Regions from separate parts of the Homo sapiens genome. Here regions 2, 3, 4 and 5 are each linked to region 1. A link is a contact called in ENCODE Hi-C or POLR2A ChIA-PET data. All regions are on one chromosome and are shown on one strand. Each heading gives the region's core, a stretch centred on a gene start or an enhancer-like site at or near the end of the contact. The rest is flanking DNA. Distances are from core to core; before and after follow the strand shown. Region 1 holds the start of NIFK (nucleolar protein interacting with the FHA domain of MKI67). Region 2 holds the start of ACTR3 (actin related protein 3). Region 3 holds the start of SAP130 (Sin3A associated protein 130). Region 4 holds the start of AMMECR1L (AMMECR1 like). Region 5 holds the start of LINC02572 (long intergenic non-protein coding RNA 2572).

What was found. Hi-C counts contacts between places; a loop is a spot of excess contacts on that map. ChIA-PET counts read pairs that join two places held with the same protein, here RNA polymerase II (POLR2A). Pooled maps may share reads with other maps.
Region 2: a pooled map shows a loop between it and region 1 (16-fold over the local background). The contact joins the promoter of ACTR3 here to the promoter of NIFK in region 1. A Hi-C loop is called at or near these places in 7 of 50 pooled maps.
Region 3: a loop to region 1 is called in a pooled map, with 17 times the contacts of the local background. The contact joins the promoter of SAP130 here to the promoter of NIFK in region 1. A Hi-C loop is called at or near these places in 1 of 37 single-sample maps with no recorded cell type and 9 of 50 pooled maps. POLR2A ChIA-PET finds 5 or more read pairs at or near these places in 1 of 52 experiments (endothelial cell of umbilical vein).
Region 4: a pooled map shows a loop between it and region 1 (6-fold over the local background). The contact joins the promoter of AMMECR1L here to the promoter of NIFK in region 1. A Hi-C loop is called at or near these places in 5 of 50 pooled maps.
Region 5: a loop to region 1 is called in a pooled map, with 7 times the contacts of the local background. The contact joins the promoter of LINC02572 here to the promoter of NIFK in region 1. A Hi-C loop is called at or near these places in 2 of 50 pooled maps.

Annotation. Positions count from the first base shown.
Region 1 is chr2:121,735,571-121,738,270 of GRCh38, reverse strand. It overlaps NIFK (nucleolar protein interacting with the FHA domain of MKI67), which reads left to right and starts at 1,396. Exons shown (of 7, transcript NM_032390.5): 1 at 1,396-1,525; 2 at 2,521-2,658. The coding sequence starts at 1,421. RefSeq lists a silencer at 910-1,359 and an enhancer at 1,460-1,509.
Region 2 is chr2:113,888,806-113,891,505 of GRCh38, reverse strand. It overlaps ACTR3 (actin related protein 3), which reads right to left and starts at 1,417. Exons shown (of 12, transcript NM_005721.5): 1 at 1,183-1,417. The coding sequence starts at 1,226. ACTR3-AS1 (ACTR3 antisense RNA 1) reads left to right here and starts at 514. Exons shown (of 5, transcript NR_110174.1): 1 at 514-613. It overlaps LOC124906071 (a long non-coding RNA gene), which reads left to right and starts at 1,739. Exons shown (of 3, transcript XR_007087205.1): 1 at 1,739-2,700. RefSeq lists enhancers at 477-656, 707-756, 839-1,494, 1,527-1,616, 1,737-2,046 and silencers at 887-1,146, 1,387-1,446.
Region 3 is chr2:128,026,614-128,029,329 of GRCh38, reverse strand. It overlaps SAP130 (Sin3A associated protein 130), which reads left to right and starts at 1,271. Exons shown (of 21, transcript NM_001330301.2): 1 at 1,271-1,390. RefSeq lists silencers at 584-733, 984-1,503, 1,604-1,943, 2,004-2,293.
Region 4 is chr2:127,884,699-127,887,398 of GRCh38, reverse strand. It overlaps AMMECR1L (AMMECR1 like), which reads left to right and starts at 1,443. Exons shown (of 8, transcript NM_001199140.2): 1 at 1,443-1,589. It overlaps LOC107985944 (a long non-coding RNA gene), which reads right to left and starts at 281. Exons shown (of 2, transcript XR_001739707.2): 1 at 1-281. It also overlaps the pseudogene LOC107985803. RefSeq lists silencers at 563-612, 1,323-1,492, 1,503-1,552 and enhancers at 843-1,102, 1,113-1,192, 977-1,572.
Region 5 is chr2:129,876,236-129,878,935 of GRCh38, reverse strand. It overlaps LINC02572 (long intergenic non-protein coding RNA 2572), which reads left to right and starts at 1,445. Exons shown (of 6, transcript NR_149127.1): 1 at 1,445-1,488. LOC105373616 (a long non-coding RNA gene) reads right to left here and starts at 1,057. Exons shown (of 3, transcript XR_923328.3): 1 at 270-1,057. RefSeq lists enhancers at 73-628, 629-1,185, 1,206-1,500.

The DNA.
Region 1 (2,700 bases), core at 147-2,646:
GCCAAAATCGCGCCACTGCACTCCAGCCTGGACGACAGAACGAGACTCCGTCTCAAAAAAAAAAAAAGAAAAGAAAGATGCAAACAGCCACAGCCTCGCTTTAAACCCGCCCATCCCCTCGCATTTACAAAACCCCAGTTTCATACTTTGACACACAGTCATGGGGCTCCAGCCTGCCGCCTCGCAGCTCTTCCCTCCTGTGCTGGGCTCCAACCCCACTGCCGCGTCCTTCTTTCTAGACCTAGGAACACTGTGCAGGCCTGTCCGGTCCAGCGGACGGCAGGCGCTCGGTTCTCCACACCCCGCTCTTTAGCCTTCAGGCCTCGGTGCTAACGCCACCTCCTAAGGGGGACCCTCCGGCGCCACCCAGTGTGCCTCTCCCCCACAAGCCTCTTTGGTCTCTTAAAGCAGCCATGCTGCCCTCAGGCTGTAAGTTCTCCAAGGGCCGCGGACGGACGGGGCCACACAGGAGAGCTCACACACAAGTGAGTGAAAGAATAACCAAATTAGGGCCGGGCGCGGTGGCTCACGCCTGTTATCCCAGTACTTTGGGAGGCTGAGGCGGGTGGATCACCTGAGGTCAGGAGTTCGAGACCAGCCTGGCCAACATGGTGAAACCCCGTTTCTACTAAACATACAAATTAAGCTGGGAGTGGTAACGTACAAATTAAGCTGGGAGTGGTGGCGGGCGCCTGTAATCAGCTACTCGGAAGACTGAGGCAGGAGAATCGCTTGAACCCGGGAGGCGGAAGTTGGAAGTTGCAGTGAGCCGAGATTGCGCCATTGCACTCCAGCCTGGGCAACCAAAGCGAAACTCTGTCTCAAAAAAAAATAATAATAATAATAAGCAAATTGAGGAATGAGAGCAGCATCTCAAGGACACAGGTACTGTTTTGGAATTTATTTTAGACCTTTTTTGAAAGTAGGCGTGAACGTAATTGTTTCAGGCACTCTTAAGCGAAGCCAGCCGGCGCCCCGACAGCCGAGGGTGCGGGAGCTCCCCACGGCCCAGCCCCAGCCCCAGACCCCGCTGCCGCGCCTCGGCACGCCCCTGCGCCCCGCCTCCGCGCCTCGGCGCTACTCACGCCCCGCCCTCCGCTCCTCGTCACGCCCCATGTCGCGCCTCCGCGCGACTCACGCCTCTCCCAGTCTCTCGGCACGACCTCGTGCCCCGCCCTCGCCCCTGGCGCAATTTATGCCCCGCCCCGCGCCTCGCCACACCCCGTGCCCCGCCCCCGCTTCTCCGGGCAACTCCTGCTCCAACCCCGCGCCCGACTCATGGCCCTCCCCGCCCCTCGCCACGCCTCGCCTCGCCTTAGCGCTTCGCCCCGCCCCTGTCCTGCCTCTACTTCCGCCTCGGGGGAGCTGGGAGCCCGACGTTTCCGGGAGCGCCGCGTGGTTAGCGTCGGCGGCTTTTGGCATGGCGACTTTTTCTGGCCCGGCTGGGCCAATCCTGTCGCTTAATCCGCAGGAAGATGTCGAGTTTCAAAAGGAGGTGGCGCAGGTTCGCAAGCGCATAACCCAGGTGAGCAGGCACCCTGGCCCAGGCTGCGAGCGGGGGCGATGGACCGGGTCTAGAGGGTATCTGGGGTTGCACGGTTTCCGGCCCGGGCGCCCCTTGCCTTCGTGCTCGCCTTCATTACCTCCAGGGTCTCCCAAGTGGATTCGACCGAATCAGGGACCGACCTCTTAAGCTTGCAGGCCACGGTTTCCGAGACGAAAGGGTTTACGCTGTTCGGTAAATGATGGAGGGGTTTGGCCGCTGAGGCCCTGGAGCCTTCATGTGGAGGGTAACGGGGAAGTATTGGGGTGACAGAAGCAGTAGAAAGAACCAGCTGGAGGGAATAGGCTCCTATACCACAGGTTATCTCCGGGTTAGAGCTGTCACGCTTCCGCGTTTCCCCCAAAAATGGGAGCCCCAGACTTAACACATTCGGGAAGTTTGTATGCCGGGTTGGTGATCTGGGAGTTATTAAAATAGAGTATTTGCCAGGTTCCACTTGCTGACTAGGGCCCCTGACATCGCTTATACTTTCTGTGGTTTTTAGCATAAAATACACAGGAAAACTTAGAAGTTCCTGTTACAGAGGTAAGGCTATGATGACTGAGACGTTGAAAGGCTAATCTGTACCGTGAGAGTTAACAAGCGTATCGAAAATTTTTCGATGAAGTGCGAGTAAACAGTAATATGCATACCAAATTGAAGCCTACGTTTATGTAGAGTTCTCTGGGCAGAAGATCTAAAATGGCTTGTTCAAAGATGTCCTTGCTTATCCGTTGATTGACATAGTTATTGAGCTCTAATATTATACTGGGTGCTGGGATGCCAGGCTGGAAAGATAGTTGACTACTGCTTGACCATGGCCTTTGTGGGGAGAGAAACACTAAACAGCCAGTTCTTTAATTACTACTGTGGTAAGTGGAAATGCAGAATAGGTTCTTGGGCCGAGGGCTAGGGGTTTTGTTACAATGTGATTTTCTTATTTATATATTTAATTTACCTGGTCTTTACGTCTTTAGCGAAAAAAACAAGAACAACTTACTCCTGGAGTAGTCTATGTGCGCCACCTACCTAACCTACTTGACGAAACCCAGATCTTTTCATATTTCTCCCAGTTTGGCACTGTGACACGGTTCAGGCTGTCCAGAAGTAAAAGGGTAAGATTTTTGCAGTTGGATTTAATGTTTTGTTTTTCAAAT
Region 2 (2,700 bases), core at 168-2,667, 7.8 Mb after region 1:
GTCATCCTGAAGCAGTGATTCTACATAAAAATAAGGGTAGTCTATTCTCTATGCAGTTATGAGTGTGGTACAACTCTCTAAAACGTCTATTAATACAAAATGAACGACCACACTTTAAAGCCACTCTACATTTTCGCAAACTACCCTACATATCTACGAGTAACTATTTGCAACTTAAACACCCTCCTATATACCTCTATACCTTCCTGCTTCCTTCAAGATACCATCACAGAATGAACGAATACAACTTAAATTAGTTTATTTTCCAGGGTGCTTCCTTTCCCCCACTCCATGAAACATAAGTACATTTTTTTAAGTCATATAAATGGACACCAAGCACCGGTAATTCAGTCTCTTTAAAACCTGCTTAAAAGTTCTAGTAAGATGTGCTCAGGTTGGAAACTAAAAACTACCTTATAAGGGTATAAAAGACTGAAAGCAGGAAGCGGCTTTGACAAAACTAAGGAAGTTGCAGCGCGCTTGCTCACTGGGGGACTTTTTTGAGGCTACAGAAGTAACACATGACATCTTTCTCCCTCGAATTAAAATGTGACTTGGTTCACCGGTTAAAACGCAGAGGGAGATGGAAATGACCAGGAGTCGAAAGGAGAAGGTGGGTGGTCAAATGAAAGCCCCACTGTAGGTTCCCATTTTCAGAGTCCGATTCTTCCCTTTCCCCACCCACACCCTGGGCAGAATGTTGTCACAGCGATCTTGTCAAACCTACCAGGAGCGCTTCTCTTTTCTAGCTCCCCTGCCAGGCCAGTCCCCGAGCTCGGCCCCTGGGTCCCCAAACCGACTGGCAAAAACGGGCGCGGAGGGAAAGGAAAGCCGGATGGGTCGGGCCCGGGGACCACCCCCAAGACGACCGTCCCCAGCGCCCTTTGGGCGGCGCTGCCCACCGTAGTGGGGGAAGGGCCGGGAGGGGTCGCGCGGAGAAAGCCGCTGGGAGGGTTGGGGGTTGAATCTCGGGCCCGCGCCCCCGCCCCAGTCCCAGGAGGGAGAAACGAGGGGACCCGCGAGGCCCTGGCTGCGGGCCCCACCCCTCGCTGGCCGGCGGGTCTAGGACTGACAGCCGGCGGCGGCACCTCGCCGCACCATTCATTTCCCGGCCTCCTCCCTCCCCCGCCATCTTCCTTCCTCCGCCTCAGTTTCCCCACCCCCGCCCGTAAGCCCCCTTACCCCGTGCCACAGTCCACCACACAGGCCGGCAGCCGTCCCGCCATCTTCCTCCTCGCCTGCTGCTGCTGCTGCCGCCGTCTGCTCCGTGCTGCTAGGGGCCAGAGATTGGCGGCGGGAGACAAGGGCTATCTGACCATCCACAGCTGGGCCGCCTTCACCGTCCGGGGGGTAGCCGGGAAGCCGAAGCAGTAGCAAGAAAGCAGCAGGCTCGGTCGGCGGCTATCACTTCCGCAACCCAGGCAGGCAGGCAGTCCCCGCCCTGCCCCGCCGCGGCCTCCTCCCCCTCTCTCTTCCCTCCTCCTCACTCCTGCCCCCACCCTACAACTTCTTCCCCTCACGCCGCCTTTCCCCGGGAAGCCAAGATGGCCGCCGGTGCCGACGCCCCGGCCAGGCCAGGCCCAGGCCCCCAGCGCTCCCCCTTCCGCTCCGAGCGGGAGGGGCTAGCGAGCATGCGCAATAAGGTACGTTCGCCTGCCTGGGCTCCGATCCTGAAGTTGGTGAAATCCACTGCGGGTTTTCCAGGAGTGTAGAGGCGGAGAAGTCTATCCGAGCTTCCAGTTCTGCTTCTGAAGCTGGAAGGGGCTTTTCGGTTGTAACCCTTGGGTTAGTTTCAGTTACTTCTTTGCTAGGTTGAGGAAAGGGTGGAAGCGCCTCCTGCAGCCACGAATATCCTCCAGTGCCTGAGAGAAAACGGCCTAATCGAAAACGTCCGCGGCATACATCCATTCTTAAAACTTGAGTGGCTGCTTTTCTGGGTGGAAAAGAGCGGTATCAGACAGGGTGAGCAGTCGGGGAACGGATGAACAAAGACTTGCACCGTGGCCCTGATGCCTTTGTTCCGAGTTCTATTCAGTTGTACTTGTGCGTTGTTACAGGACTTTAGAATGCAGCCCTGCCCCCCAACCCCCACCTCCCAGGGCCGACCTGTGCTCCTAGGAAGGCAAACCTCCCAGGAATATATTCTGCATAACTATACAAATAGGCCTTTATTCAAGGCTTTTGGATTATGACAAAGATTACCCTCAGGAGTAGTAAGATTCTACTAGCAGGATAATAGAAAGGATTAAGGCTCCCCTCCAAAGAAAATTTTTTTAAGTTAGAAACGGAGGCGAGCCGCAGTGGGTCATGCCTGTAATTTCAATGCTTTGGAAGGCCGAGGTGGGAGGATAGGATAGCTTGAGGCTAGGAGTTCGAGACCAGCCTGGGCAACATGGGGAGACCCCCCCCCATCCCTCCAAAAAAGAAAAGAAAACTGGAAAGCCTTAAAGAAACCTTTCAAACTTTAGTGTGTATCAGAATTACCTGAAAGGTTTGTTAAAACAGATTGCTGGGCCATACCCCCAGAATTCTCTGACTGGGCTATCGGAAATAATGCCTGAGAATGTGCATATCTAATAAGTTCCTAGTTCCACTTTAGGACCCTAGAAGGTTAGTATCTTTCCTCTCTACCAGGCTTATCTTAGGATGAACCGTTCGGGGTTTGCTGATGTGAAGCTAAAACAAAAATATTCTTTAAAA
Region 3 (2,716 bases), core at 22-2,521, 6.3 Mb before region 1:
TAGCGTGTTGGAGCCCTGAAGAATGCTGTATTTATGAGAAAGAGGAGGTATAATGGAGCTTGACATAGGAGTAGAAGCAGGAGACAGCCTGGTTCTAGAGGCCAAGGGAAGACATGAGGAGGAATTACTACTGGTCAGTAAGCTAAACAAGATGAGATCTAAGTGAGGACCGATGGGTTTGAAGTTGAGTAGGTGTTGGCAACTTTTGGGGAGCAGTCTGAGAAGAGTGGCAACTCCAAAAGGGATAAGGACTGCCTAGGCAGAGAGGAGGCTGAAGTCTATCACAGGAGTCACTCTTTAGAAGTTTGAGAATGAAGGCATGAAGGTGGAAAAGGAAAGTGGCTTGAAGAGGAGGAGTATCTGAGACTCATCCCTGGGCTATAGCCAGGAGCTACTCTCTTCTAACCAAGCAGTTGTCTTACACAGCTGTGCATGATAGGAAGAGGGGGGTTTGAGCCCCATTTATTTCCTAACTAATCACAAAACTCCAGGCCTAAATTACCATCTGGTAAGGGAAGAGGGAGACTTAATCTCTTATCAGACACAAATGTGGCCTCAAAAGATATGGCTAAGTCTTCTACAGGTGCATAAACTCCAACCCTGAACCCCAAGCAAAATGACAAAATAAAACTGCCCCCTTCAGCTCCTTTATAATCCGGAAAGCGCGCGCAGGTGCGCCCCGGCCGCCCAGAGCCCTGCGCCCTGCCGGCCTGCTTTCACAGAGCCGCGCCCGCGCTGCGCCTGGCGGCTCCCGCCGCGCGTAGGCTGTGCCGACCGCGGTTCCCGGTGGGGACACCGAGTCCCACTCGCGGCATAGGGAGGCGGGCACCGTCACGACACTGGCCCGGCCCGCGGATCCCTTGGCCGCCGCAGTTGGCCTCCATTACCCTTTCCCGCGCCGCGCCTCCCCGCGGGGAAAATGAAACCCAGTGCCCTCAGGTTAAGGCATAGGGTGGGATCCACTGTCTTCTCACTTAGCCAAGAGAAAAGGCAGAACCGACTTCAGACAGCAAAGGGGTGTGTTGCCCTGGCCGGGTCGCCTGCGGCCCCGCCCCGGCGCTCTCCACCTCCTTCGCGGCCCGCCCTCCTGACTCCGGCGACTACATTTCCCACAGGACGCCGCGGCTCAGAGGGGCGGGCCCGTCCGCTCTCCCGCTCACGACCACCGGCGACTGGCTGACTCGGCAGGGGGCGGGGCCTGCGCCAGCCAATAGACGGGAGGCTCGTTACGGCGGCGGAAGCAGCGGCGCTGGAGTGAGGGGTGGGGGGCAGAGTGCTAGCTCCCCGGCGGTGGCTGCGGGTCCGGAGCCTGGGGACGTCGGCCCCACAGACGGAGAGCGCGCGGGAGCGAGCTCAAGGCGGCGCGGCGGCCACTGGGCGCAGCACCCAGGTAATGGCGGGACGGGCGCCCGGGAGGGAAGGGGAGGAGACGAGGGGGCGGGGCGGCTGAGCCGGGCTGCAGCGTCCGTCCCGTTGCGCGTCCCCGGGGAAGGGCAGAGGATCCTCGTCTCCTGCGGCTCGGACCGCGGCTCTTTCGCGAGCTGGTCACGGCGGTTGGGCCGGCGACAGGGGCTGGGTGTCCTGTGGCGAGGAAGGGAGAGGCACCGGGAGGGGTGGGCTGACCCGGGCGTGGGGGCGTGGCGGACGTGGGCCTTGGCGGGGAAGCAGAGCGGCCGGGGGAGCGCGGGCGGGCGGGCGGGCGGGCGGCCGGCCCAGGGAGTTTGGCTCCTGGAGCAGTTTAAAGTGACTCTCCACATCCGGGCCCTGCGCCCGCCGCTTTCAGACCCTGGCTGAGGCGGGGCCTCCCCGCTCCCCGCCCCCTTCGCCGGGGGCGCCTGTCTTCCTCTGCCATTGGCTCAGCCTCGAGGGGTTTGGGCTGCCCCGGCCAGGCTCGCGCCTGATTGGCTGGCAGTCGGCGGGAGGGTGGGGCGGGCTCTGAACGTGCAGGTCGCTGTGGATTGGTCCTGGGCCTCCACTGACGCGTCGGGCGTGGGGCCAATGGGCGGGCGGGGGAGGCAGGGGCAGGTTCGGGGGAAGAGGACTGCGAGCACAGCGGCGGCCGGGTGGCGGGGGTGAGTGGGGCCAGCGGGGCTGGACAGCAGCGGGCCCCGGGCGCCGCCGCCGCGATCCCTCCCCGCGCCCGCCGAGCACATCGCCGCCGCCGAGATGGGCCCTCCGCGGCACCCCCAGGCCGGCGAGATAGAAGCGGGCGGTGCGGGCGGCGGGCGGCGGCTACAGGTAAAGAGGCACAGTGCTCGTCTTGTGGTCGGGTCCCCAGATCGCCCGTCCGCACCCCCACCCCGGAGACGGGGGTCTCACACTCCGAGGTGTCTGGAAACCGGCGTCCTCCGGTCTCAGCGGGGGCTTCGCGGTGGGGTGGGGTTGCGGGCGAATCGGGAGATCGCTTGGCTCCTGAGGGAAAAGTGGGGGGCGATTTTAGGGAAGATGGAGAAGGTGTAGGGTCCTCTGGCTCTGTGAGGGGATCTGTGGAAGAGAAGGAAAAGGAAATCCGTAAATGGAGGCCTTTGCCGAAAAGCATTGGAGAATTCCTTTTGCATCGGGTCTGGATGTAAGATATCGGATCTTTTCTTAGGGCTGGATATCTTCCTCCGAATGTTCCTATGACATACTAATCACAGTTCTGTTCACCTTGGTGTGAGATTTGAGTGTTTCAAAGAGACATGCCATTTTCCATAAAACTTTACACAGAGAAATA
Region 4 (2,700 bases), core at 194-2,693, 6.1 Mb before region 1:
CTGCCTATAGGTAATTATGCTAAAAGTCTAGAGTAGTAGATCTTATGCTCGCATAATTATGCATTCTAGAGCAGAAGGTTTTTGCTGGAAAGCTTCACTGTTAGATATGATTTGCATTTTTTACTAGATACTTGTCTTTGGTCTTTGAGGACAAACATATCAAGGATTCCTTTGTGCATCAACAGAAAAGCAAAACACAAAACAGCCTATATGTGAGCATGGGGCCGTATTTTAATACAAGAAAGACATTGCTCTAGAACATGGCTCGCCTTTGCTTCAGGGCCTAGCAGTTTATTTTAGCCATAAGGGTAAGGGAGCAGGTCAGAAATGACTTTTAGTGTAATCCTATCTGTAATTAAAAATACAAATGCTGTCATAAGATCAAATGTTATCAAAAATCAGTATTTAAAATTAAATTTACCCCCAAATTTCTTTCAAAAAAAATTTGTAATGTTCTTTTTCAGTGAAGCCTTTGCACTGCTAGAGCTGAAGAATGTGATCAATCGGCTTGTTGAATAATCCTGCACAGTAGGTATTCCGCTGAAGCCAACTCTAGCTGGGGGCTCGAGAGCGAAAGACACAGATGGGGCCCTGCCGCCCCTCGAAGAGTCGGATGGGCGCGCCCGTCCCCGGTGCATCAAGAGGCTGGCCCGGCCAGGGGCGAGCGGCTGGCACCGAACCCCGCGCACTTCGCCGCGGGCGGGGCTGGGCCGTAGTCGGCTCGATTTAAGGCTGGTATCCAAGGCTGCGGCCGGTCAGGCGAGGCGAGGCGAGGCGACGTGAGCGAGGGTGCTTAGGGAGAACAGCCGCTGGCAGCTCAATGCTGGGTGGCTAACGCTCGACGGTGCCTGGCAGCAACCCGGCCGACAACCCGACGCGGATCCCGAGCTGCGTCGCGGACAATGCTGCGGGCCCGTCCCGGACTACGACTCCCGACGGGCTCTGCGACCGCTCCGGGGCGGCCCAGCGTGCACTGCGCCGGCCAGTTTTGACAGCCGGGCGCCCTACTCGGCTAGCTCTGCTCCCAGCCAGGGACGCTGGCCTTCTCGCGGCTTTCCCCCGATGTCTCTCTTTATTCCAGCTGCCTGAAACTCGGTCCCACGAATGGCAGGCAGCGTCCAAAATTCAACCCCGTAAAGCCAGCACCAGCCAATAAAGCGCACGGATGGAGGCCACGTGACAGCAGTGGGCCGGCCCTCCGGCTGAGCCCTGATCTCTATGGTTTCCGCGGCTCGCTAGAAGGAGTGTGGTCCACTGGAGGACTCCCTACATTCTTCCTCCATTACCTCACTGCCTCCGGTGGCTGCTGGGATACCGGAGGACTCGGGTCCCGGCTCGACTCAGTCCTCCAGCCGCCCGGGGAATACCTCTAGTTCTTCCCGGCCGCCGCCGCCGCCGCCGCCCCGCCGCTTCCTCCTCCGCCCGCCGGCCTCCTTCGCCCCGCCCCGTCCGCGCAGCGCGTCCGGCCCGCCCGCAGGCCAGCTTCTCTCGGGAGCCCCCACCCAGGCGCATGGCTCCATGAAGCAAGAGGAGGAGGCAGAGCGCGAGAGGTCCCGTCCGCCCCAGCCGCGTCTGGGCCAGGAGAAAAGGTGGGAAACTCGGGCTGCGCCGCACCCTTCTCCCCGCTGCCGGGCCAGGCCTCCCTCGGTCCGCCGCCGCCTTGCCCGCCGGGCCTGTTCTCGCCGGGGCGGGCGGCGGGGCCGGGAAGAGACCCCGCGGTCCTGGGGCGAGGGTCCGGGGGCAGCGGGGGGGAGGAGTCCCGGGCGGCGGGCGGGGCCTCAGGCCATGTCCCAGCGGAGGGCAGGGGGTCGGGAGGCACTGCCGGGGAGGGGCGGGCGGCGCCGTGCCCCGGGCCGCGAGGCTCGGCTCCCGCTCCTGGTCCTTGTCTGCACTCCCTCCAGGAAGCAGGCTCGCTCGCTGTAAAGTTTGGTGGTCTCCGGCGCCGCCTGGTGGCCCCCACCCACCGTCCCGCCGCCCCGCCGCCCCCTCCCCCGCCCGGCGTCTGGATTCCACCCCCGCGGCTCGGCCCAAGCTGCTCTACCCGTCGCTCCATCGTCTCCCCAACTCCCCAGCGCCCCGGACCCTCTTTCCTCATACCCTCGTTTCTCACCTTTCACCCTGTCCCTCGGCCCGCTTTTCCCCTCCCCGCTCTGTCCTGTCGTTTTCTTAACACTCTTCACACGCGCACTTTCTCCTCCTCCTCTTCTCTTTTTCGCACCCCTACTCTTGGGCCCTCCTTCCTTAACCTCCGCTGGCCCCCCATTCCATGATCCGTCCACCTGACACGCTGGGTTTCATGCCTCTCTTTCCCAGGCTGTGGGTTGTGCCCTTCACTCCTTGCCCTCCTACATTCCCTGTCCTGATCTGAACTCCTCTCCTTGCCATGCTCCCTCACCCTTATCCCTCTGGGCCTTATCCTCTTTCACTGCCCTCTCCTAGGATAGAGTGGGTGGGGCCTCTCCCACCCACAGGAGATGTAAACAGTCTCCTGTTTACTTACATCTTTGGGAGTAGCTCAATTCTCTAGTAGTGGGGAGAGTTGGTGAAGAGATCAGGAAGAGATTTCTTCGAGACTAAGGATGGATGACCCTTAGCAACAGTGACCGTCTCCTCCCGGCATAGCAAGATGGCCTGCCCTCAGGTCCCTGCCTCTGGCGTGCTGTCCAGTAATTCTTCAGTTCTGTCTTTGCAGAGGATTGG
Region 5 (2,700 bases), core at 196-2,695, 8.1 Mb before region 1:
CTTTTTCACTCTCAGTACAGTATTCAATAAATGACATGAGATATTCAACACTTAACTATAAAGTAGGATTTTGCCTAACTCTGAGCACGTTAAAAGCAGGCTACACTAAGCTATGATGTTTGGTAGGTCAAGTGTATTAAATGCATCTTTGACTATGGTATTTTCAACTTACGATGGGTTTACTGGGATGTAACCCCCATGGTAAGTCAAGGAGTATCTGTATATACACCCACAAAACTACGGAGAAACAAGGTATTTCCCAAGCCTACCTTAAAGATAAGCAACGCTATCCCGTTTCCGGGAGCCCAGGGGTCCTGCGCTGAGCAGCGGCCTTCCTTGGGCGTTCCAGCTCTTCTGGGCAGCGCCGGGCGCTCTCACACAAATGCTGCCTCCTTCAGCGCGGGTCTTACAAAGTTGTGCTGTTCTGCATGTTGTTATTTCTAGCTTGTGTTGCACATTTCAGTATTTCCCAAACAGAACATACTGACCATCACTTAATGTTTTCTACATGATTCTAATCATTGTCCATATCCATTCAACAACTTTCAGCGTTCAGGGAAGGCATTAGTGCCCGCTTCTGGGGCTGGACGACGGGGCTATCTGAGAAGAACCGGAGGCCGGGGCTACCTCGGGAGCCTCGCGGCGGGAACGGGTCCCAAGGCCTGCGGCGACAGTACCGGGAGGTAGCCCAGGCCATACACACTAGAGCCTGGCGGAGCTGCTGGCCAGGATGCCAGGGCAGCAGGTGCACGCAGGGCCCTAGCAGAGCTCCTCCAAGAGGGGGTCTTCAGAAATAACCCCTGCGAAGGAGTGGGAGGTGCTCCGGCTGCAGCCCCCCCGGGAATAACCCAATACGTCTATTGACAAAGAAGCCGGCCTACTTTGCTTAAATCCAGAATTTATCAAGCATACATGGTCACAGACCACCCCCTCCTGCTGCTCTGGTATGACATCATTACTTTTTTGAGAACTGTTGTGTTCATCATGCAGAATGCCTTCAGCCAGCCTAACCGCCAGCTTCCTCCGGGATGGGTTTTCCTCACTCTGCAGCCCAGCATGTGGGAAAGACCCTGCGCCTGCTGTGCCCGCCCCCGCGCCCGCCCCCCGACACGCGCGCCCGCCCCCCCACACGCGCGCCCGCCCCCGACACGCGCGCCCGCCCCCCCACACGCGCGCCCGCCCCACCTGGCCCTGTTCCCGCCCCCTCCCCTCCCTGCTTCGCCCTGTCCCCGCCCCCTCCCCAGGCTGTTCTGTCCACCCCTGCTCCTTCCGCTCCCGGCCCGGCCCCGCCCCCGCCCCTCTCCCCGGAAGAATGGGGGCCTCTGCTCACACCAGATTGGTCGGACGGCATCACGTGACCTCATCTCTTGGACTCGCTTGCTATTCCCGAAAAGGGGGAAAGGATTTGGGGGGGACAATCGCGGAGCCTCTCGCTGGCTTTAGGGAGAGAGGGCTGGGGTAGAGGAGAGCCCCAGGGAGCAGGCAGAGGTGGGTTGGCTAGGGCCTTGTGTGACTTGGGCTGAGAAACTTCACTTATTCCCTGGCGCTGGCAGTTGTCAAACTGGGTCTTGTAGATGCTAAGTCTCCATAGAGGTATCGTAGGTATGTTGCAAATGCTTGATTTGAATTGCTTTTTTAAAACAAACGTGTCTTAAATAATTTTTAAAGCTTAAATGATTTTAAAAGACTGCTCAAATGTGCCGTGTCTCATTTATGGTTGTTTATTCACGTGCGAGAGGAGCTGGCTCTGCTATCAACAAAAGGGCTGCTGGTTCCCTCTGGCAGTGATTTTGAAACTTTTTAAGCAGCAAAACCCCCTTCCAAACCGAGAATTCTGCGGTGCTTCAGTCATTAAGACTGATAGAAGCTATATTTATTGGGATAGAGTGATTTTATAATCTTTATTATACAATTGATAACCTAGGGAAAGAAAGATTGAGCTGCAAAGAGGGAAGGCAGAGGAGAAGGGAGATATCACCAGGCTGTAGGTGGGAAAGGGAGTGGAATGGTGGCTTAGACAGGTGCAGGCGGTGTGAAGGACTCACAGGAAGAGAGTCTTGCCTTTCCAGCTCCCAGCTGTTTTTTGCTGATGGATTGGATGTGGGGCCACAGGGTGGCAAGAGAGAAAACCAGGATGACTCCTGAGATTTTGGCTTGAGCAACTGGGCCGATTCTGGTGCCAGTTGTTGAGGTGGAGTGTGGGAAACTGAACATGCCCTCGTGTGTGTGGGGACACTTTTGGGCGGTTACAGGAGGTAGTGGTAACGAATGATAATAGCAGAACATCAGGGTAAGCCTGATAAAGAATTATAAAAATCAGGCCATCAGGGTAAACTCAACGTAACTACTGATGCAAATTGAATAGCTTCTGGCTGTTTACTAAAAACGGAATGAGGGATAGTAACTGTAGCTTTAATTCCATAACAATAGAGCTAAAAATCTACCATAGCTGTGTAGACACTTGCTGACTACCTGAATGCATTCAGGTTTTTTCTAAATAATAGAATTATCTAATCATTCTCTATTTTTTGAATTGGCATGTTCCTTTGGGTGTTGGTTTCCTTTCTGCCCCCACAAGTTTGGTGACAAGGATGGGACACCTTGAGTGAGCCTTTCCACTGGGCAAATTGGAGGATGTGTAGCCATCTTCGGTCAGACAAGAGGCCTTGTTTGCTGAAGTCTTTCTTAAACACATTGACT